Linked DNA regions of Homo sapiens: region 2 is linked to region 1. A link is a contact called in ENCODE Hi-C data. All regions are on one chromosome and are shown on one strand. Each heading gives the region's core, a stretch centred on a gene start or an enhancer-like site at or near the end of the contact. The rest is flanking DNA. Distances are from core to core; before and after follow the strand shown.

The links. A loop is a pair of places that touch in the nucleus more often than their neighbours do. Pooled maps may share reads with other maps.
Region 2: a loop to region 1 is called in a map of aorta, with 6 times the contacts of the local background. The contact joins the enhancer-like site here to the promoter of LINC03099 in region 1. A Hi-C loop is called at or near these places in 45 of 168 maps with a recorded cell type or tissue (B cell, CD4-positive, alpha-beta T cell, CD4-positive, alpha-beta memory T cell and 26 more), 11 of 37 single-sample maps with no recorded cell type and 44 of 50 pooled maps.

What each region holds. Positions count from the first base shown.
Region 1 is chrX:40,260,981-40,264,644 of GRCh38, reverse strand. LINC03099 (long intergenic non-protein coding RNA 3099) reads right to left here and starts at 1,728. Exons shown (of 3, transcript NR_110386.1): 1 at 1,093-1,728.
Region 2 is chrX:39,724,532-39,728,363 of GRCh38, reverse strand. No RefSeq gene overlaps it. Among named protein-coding and RNA genes, the nearest start is that of MIR3937, 65 kb to the right of the region's middle. Within about 2 kb of position 1,388, at least 4 of the 41 ENCODE cell types and tissues checked have a DNase peak (open chromatin) inside an H3K27ac peak, as active enhancers do; they include heart right ventricle, where a contact is called at or near this core.

The DNA of each region.
Region 1 (3,664 bases), core at 479-2,978:
TTTAACACAGGAAATTAGGTGCTGACAAAATTATTGGAAGGGTGCAGGAGGAGCAGTCTCTGGACTCCCAAAACAACACCACTGAACTGGTCTGCCAAGACTACTGCCATCTCTGCCACCATCAGGAAGGTGAGGCGTGAGGGAGCCTGCCTCTAGAAATGTAGATTTCCAGAGTGCACTACCATAGCTGCGATCCAAGGATCAGGAAGCCACTGCCACCACAACCCCTCTCAACACCCACAAAGCCGGTAACTGAGCAAACACTAGAATGTTGTTACACACACACACACACACACACACACACACACACACACACCTCTAGCAGGTACAGCCAGACTTCACACGATTGCATCTAACTGGTGAAACTGAATTCTCATCCACAGTCCCAGCTGCAAAGGTGTCTGGGAAATCCAGTTTTTAGCCTTCCAGTCTCTGCAGACCATGGGGGCACCATAGGACGAGGTTGGAAGGGAGGCTGTGTGCCTGCCACCATGCCTACATTTTGCAGATAAGGAAACTAAGGTTCAGAGAGGTTAAAGAACACATCCAAGGGCACATGGCTGGTAAACCCCAATCTCCCTGACTCCAAAACCCATACTTTCAATCATTATATTGAGCAAACAGCCCCATTCCATTTGGGGCTTTGGCAGTCTTGGGGCATCTTTCGGCCAGAGGGCCCACACGACAGCAGAAGCTAGCACACACCTTCTGCATGCTCAAAGGCTGGACAGTGGGCACTGAGGCACAACTGAGGCCCCGGGGTTGTGAATAGCTTATCTCAGGTTGACAGACAGAGGAGACTCATAATCGAACCCAGGGTTCCTAACTCCACGTATACTTCCTGACCTCACCTCCCTGCCCCCCGACATCGACATCTGGAGGAGGGGGAATACACACGCAGGCTGTCTCTGGAGACATGTTTCTTCAACACTCAGCTGCCCTGCATTTTTCTAGGTGAGGTATCTAGCCTCCAGCCTCTCCTCCCACGTTTGGAGAATCCTTCATCTTCCTAGTTGCCTCCCACCAGAAAAGCTAAAAATCCCAGATAGGGGCACTTTCCCAGCCGCCATTGCAGTTGGTATAGGCTCTTACCTTAGGCTCAATCCATCAGATGCCCCCATCAAAGGCTTGGAGTTGGGAACTAATAATACAGAGATGCAAGGAGCACAGAAGTCCATTCTGGTGGATGGTGGCAGTCGCCAAGTCAATGGCATTCCAGTTCCTGGGGCGACAGGGACCATATCCACGTCCCAAGGTGGCAGTGTATGCCAGGGAGTCCTGGATTTGGCAGCGAGGTCATCCCTGGATTGCCTGACTTTGGCTGTGGTCCTGACTGCTGTGCAGCCTCCTTGGTCGACTCACCAACTGTATTCTTCAGCCCTCTTGGTTATTTTGTGAGTTCCCCAAGATCCTTTTGATAAAGTCCTTTTCTGCTTAAATAAGCCAGAATTGTTTCCTGTTGCTTGGGAGCCAAGAGCTCCGGCTGTTACAGCTGAGCCGCTAGATTTTGCCTGGCTTCCCTCAGCGAGACCACACAGGACACTGCTAATTCTTGGATCCCTCAGGCATCCCAGTCCACTTCCTGGGAGCTCCCATATCCCAGGACCTTGGCCTGCTGATCTTACATTAAGAGAACTGGCCTGGTCTGACAGAGGGTCCCACATCCATCCTGGACAGCTTCATGGTGATGTTCCTGGGTCCCATCTCAGACTCTCCCCATCAAAGGCTTTCTCATTGACCATGACCTTTCCCTAGGCACAAGTGAGAGCTCCTCCCTCCCCGCTGCCCCACACCTCCCCACAGTCACCAGTTTGGCATCCAGAAAACATTTCCTCCTTCTCCAGAGACCTTGCTCTTTGTCAGCCTTCACTCCTAGCTGAAGCAAAACAGCTGTGGGCCCTGCTCAGACTCCAAAAATGCAGGCTGGGAGCTCTGGGGCCTCTGCAAGAATAATGGCTGAAAGCAGTGCCCCAGGTTCAAGGCCCCGGCTTTGCTGTCAAGATAGGGTGTGAATAAATGGCTTACTCTCTTGGGGCCTTGAAAAGAGAGGAGAGTGAGGGCCTAGCCATAGCAAAGCGAGCACTGCTCACTGTCAACACTGAACTGGAAGCAGGGAAGGACTGTGAGGAGGGCGTTCCTCACCTAGGTTTGGGGCCTGGGGTCAAAACAGTGGGCGGAATTGCCCGGGGCGTCATCCAGCCAGAGGCAGATAGGAGCAGGAAGGGCTTGGGTTCCCACAGGCAGCACTGTGGGACCAGCTCAAATCAGCTTCTGGCTGAGTGTAGACAGGGGTCAGGGGAGGGGGCCCATCTCAGGGGACGGCCCAGCTGGTAGGCAGACCGGAAGTCCACTGGGATGACGACAGCGTGCTGTAAACTTGGGCTTATCTCAAGGATGTTGCCTTTGTTCTCGTGATCCCTCGCTTTCCCAATAAAAGTACCCTTGAAAATTGAGCTGAGGCCCAGAAGGGCATGTGGGTCATGAGGCCCACAGAGCCAGGCTGCTGCTGCTGCAGGAGGGGTCAGAAGGGATGGGGCCACCACCGACCTGGCTGGGACTCTGGAGGAAGCAGGAGTAGCTCTCTGCAGTCAACATGGAGGAGTAAAGGGCAGGGGGAGCCCAGCAGAAGAAGGGTGCTTCTCTCCCCTCTGTTGGGAGCAGGAGAGGTACGATGAGAACATCACAGAGAGTACCAGGGACACGGGTGGGCTGGAGACAAGATGGAAAATCGCCTAACCACTAGGCTCAGGCAGTGGAACCACAAACGCCAGCCTCAACCAATACTTGAGGAAGGAGCGTGGATCTGGAGTCGGACAGGCTTGGGTTCAAATCCCAGCTATACCAGTCAATGGCTGTGGCATCCGAGGCAAGCCTTTGTGGCTGGACTGTTACACAGGCAGCCCTCAAGGAGCCGTACCTCCCACATCCCATGTATTGACTCTGAGTTTGGCCATGTGACTTTCTTTGGCTAATGGAATATTAATGAGCATGACGAAAAGCAGAGGAAGGATAATTGCTCACATATTGAGGCTTGTCCTCTTGGAACACTCCCTCCTGAAGCCCAGCTGCCATACTTGAAGATGCCCAAGCCAGCCAGATGAAAAGGTCGTGAAGAAGAGAGCTCAGGCCACCCAGCCAACAGCCAGCACCAAGGCCCTAGTCATGTGAGAGGCCTTCTTTGACCTTCCAGCCCAATCTAGCTGCCAATTGATTGTATCCCCATGAGAGATCCAGCTGACACCATATGGAACCCAAGAACCACCCAATCAATCTACAGAATTATGAGAAATTATCATTAATTGTCATTTTAAGCCACTAAGATTTGGGGTGGTTTTTGCACAGCAAAAAGGAACTGAAACACTGGTGAACCTTTCTGAACCTCTGTGGCCCCCTCCACAAAATGGGGTGATAATATTTGCTGCCAAAAGTTAGGAGTAAATTTAAGACACAATAATGATCATTTATGGAGTGCCTGCTGTGTTTCAGGTACTGTGGGAGATGCGGAATGTATGCCATTTAAAGCAGAACTCAGAGGTGTTAAGTAACTTGTCCAAGGTGGCCCAGCCAGGGTCAGAGCTGGGACTCTAACCCAGTTCTCTTGGATTTTAACAACTGTGATCTAGCAGGGCATCCTCTATCGGCACCGGTGAATGGATCACCTTCC
Region 2 (3,832 bases), core at 139-2,638, 540 kb after region 1:
CAATAGATAACAGGAGCCCCTTACACCAGGCTCCTGCCTGGCATCTAGCCTAATGCATGAAGACATGGACACCTGTTTTCCATAAAGGAAGCAGGAAGTTTTCTAGAAGGCTAAGAATGGCATTGGGCCAAAGGATCTGCTGTGTGGGCTGTACACTTAGTCCCCGGCTGCAGAACTCTGCCCGGTTCCAGAGGGAGGCTGAACTCTGGGCATGCCTGTCCTTGTTACCTCCGGTGTTAGCCTCAGTATTTGAGTGAGATCTAAGAGTTGAAGCCTTCCTTGTTTCTGTTAAAGTCTCATTTTATTTCTGATGTAACCCAGAAGCCTCCTAGCTGAGGCTGGGAGAAGGAATGAGAGATGTCCTGACCCTTTTATTCTCCCCTAGTTTGTAACTTGGGCCAAAGGGGGATGGCTTTAGGAGGGAAGGAGAAGGTGCTGGGGGATGGTGGAAGACAGTGCCCATGAATAGGCACACATTTTTTCATGGTTTATCTGTTGGAGGACAGAGGACAGATTCCCACCCGGGCACCGAGAATGTCATCTGGCAATGAGATGTACAAGACCTTGGCTGCCACTTTATAGTTTCACGAACGAGTGTGGGTGGGAGGCACATTTGGCTGCCTGTGGCGAGAGTCAGCCTGCTGGTCTGTAACTTGTACAATTTACAAGGAAATCAGATCTGTTTTATCCATCCTTTGGAACCATCAAAAGACCGACGGTGCATTCAGTTGTGGGCTATCCCAGGATACACTTAAACATTTTCTAGAACTTATAATCCTAGCTCAATTTTACACATAAAATTCAATCAACGACAAATTCCAGTTTGCTATTTAGAATTAGACAATTTTGTGCTAGAGTGCTCTGTTTTTGATCAAAAAAGCACCCGGGAGCCTAGATTGATAAATAATTGGCCACAGGGTGAAAGAAAGCAACTTTGAGGTGAAAATACAAATCTTGTTTTTAAGCTTGCTTTGACTTGCTGTCCAATGCAATTTAGCAATTCTCATCTTTGAAGGGACACATTTTAGCTAAGTGGTAAACCTGACCATGAGCAAGACCCTAAAAGCCACTGAAGTTGATTAGTTGGGATAAAGATTTAGAACTGAGGTTCCAGAGAAGAGGAGAAGAACAATTAACTTCTCAAAAGAAGGTAATATGAGGGCTTGGGGCAAAAAGCCTGAGGAAACATATCTGTCTTGGTGGCCCAATGGAAGTGGCCTGGGGGAAGCAGGATTTGTGCCTGTAATGCACTGATGTCCTTTTGGTGCTCATCCTCTTCTCTTATGTCCTAGGAAGCGGCCACCTGTCTCCCAGCTGTCTGGGACTGTCTGCTGGAGCAAGTGACATCACAGTGACCAGAAACCACCTCCCCTTTGTCTGGAGCAGTTATGATGTCATTCCCTCTGGCAGCGAAGCAGGATGTTGGCAGCTGGGATTCCTCCGGGTCCTCCTGAAGTGATAATTGCCTTAGATTTTGTTATAAAGTGCAGCTGCTAATTATCTTGTTAAATCACAGCCATATACTTTTTGGATCTTTTTTTCCTTTGCAATCCATTTAAACAATCTGGGAGATTAAATAAAACCACATACCCCAAACAAAAACAAAAACACAACCCAGACACACACATACACATGCACACTCACACACATATTTTTTCTTCCTTAAAACACCATAAGAACAATTTTTTAAAAATGAAAAGGGTACAGATATGGCATAATTAGATTACTTCCATTAAAAAGCCATCATTTCAACATCCTCATATAAATATCTGCATCCCGTTGCATATTTTAGGCAATTGCATAATAAGCCCCCAAGTGAAAAACAGAGCAAAACTCATTTCCTGACCACAAAAGGAAAAAGGAGTCACTATGTGCTCTGAGTTCCAAGGAGAACTGGATTACATTCCTCCCACACAGACTGGAGGGAGATGGAGTTCATTGCTCCAGGGGAGAGAATTATGACAACACTTAACCGCTGTGACCCACGCTGCTCCAAGCTGCTCTGCGCCTCTCCACGTCGTTGGCCATTAGAAGCATGCAGCTCCCACTGAGGTCGGAGGAAGGAAGGAGAGGACCTAGCCACCTCCGTTTGGCTGGGATGCTCCAGGCACGTGGAAAAACCTGTCCTGGGTTTCAGCATCAACAGGTGAATGAATGTCAGGTGTGACTCGAGCCTCCTTACCATTACTTGTGATTGGCCATTTTCAGACTTCTGATTTTTGTGGTCCTGCTGGAAGTTTGCCCAGCAGCAGCAGGGGGAAAGGAGGGAGGTGAGCATGGGCACGGCCTGCCAGCCCCTGCACACAGGGAGGCTGAATGGTACAGCCCAGACCTGGGTCTGCATCCTTGCTGAGTCACTCCCAGCTCAGGCTCAGTTTCCTCGTCTGTAAAGGCGGAATCATACTATTTCCTGCTTCATAGTATGGTTGTGAGGGTTAGGTGGGATCATATTGGAAAAGCACCTATGCAAGGATGGCACTTAACCAGCAGCAGAGCTAAACCACTGCTGTGGATATGTTGCAATGGGGCCCCCAAATTATGAAGGCCACGCTTTGGTTCTTTCTTTTTCAGGACAGGGATAGAGGATGGAGGTGGCTTGCCTCAGGATGGGGACTTGCTTGCCAGAGAGGCCAAAGTTCAGGCTCTCTTGGGCCCCAACCAAGGTGGTGCTCAAGCCCAGCCCTTTACAGCTGCCCTGGGCTGTGACCACCTTTGGCAAGGTCATCTCCCTTCCCCTCTTCAGCACTGGCTCCTCCAACCAGAGCTGTATTCTGCTCAGCCAATCCTTCTTGCTCGGGGAGAGTAGAGTGACCACCTCCTTAGGGGTGTCCAGACCTGCACTTAGTCTTCTAGCCTGGCCTGAAAATAGGTGTCAGGTCTGAGGCAGGCCATGATCCCCGTGTGTGCGTGTGCACCGGTACTGTAGCTCCTGGGGCATTCCCTTGCAACTTCTCCCTTGTGGGCCGGAGGCTTCTCCCCAAGCAAACAGCTGGGGAGAGCTCTGTGAGCCCCAGTGAGTTACCCTGCCCTGCCCAGGTCAGCCTTTGGGTGGGGAGGATAGGGAGGTTGCCAAGGTGTGTCTCCTCCAGGGTCAAACTGCTCCCCCTCCACCACAAAATGCAAACAGAGGCAGAACCCCTGGTATAGAAAGCATCCATTTGTGTACAAAGGGGATGTGGGGGGAGGGCAAAGGGTTGTTTGCAGGTTGGCTTGTATATACACACACTATGTTTGTCAGGAAAGATAAGAACCCAATAATATTGGCTGCCTCGGAGAAAGGTAACTGGGTGGGTGGCTGGGATAAGCATGGGAAGGAAACTCTTCATTGTCCACTTATTTGTATCTTTGGGATTTTGAGCCATGTGATCATATGAGCTATGTAAAAATAACAAAAAATAAATACATACAAAGTTGTATACAGATATATATAAATACATATACAAATACACACACACACACACACACACACACACACACAGTAGTAGATATCTGTTTTTTGTGCCTACATAGCAACCTGATTTCCTTTTTGGGTAACCACTACCCACATTTGGTATTGAACTTAACACTTCCTCCTATACACACACACACTTTGGTGGTAGGTATATGACCCAGGCCAATCAGAGCTCAGGATACCCCTGGCTGCTATATTGGTTCAGGCTTGGGCACATGACCCAAGCCAGACCAATAGCAGCCCTTCCTGCAATTTTTTTACTGTTATGGGCAAAGAGACACTCTCCAGTGTTTGGTGTTGCTGAGTGGGTAGAATATCAGCCTGGACTGGCCAGCAACTGTCTTTACTGGGAGCGAGGGGACATCCTGCTTTGGAATGAAG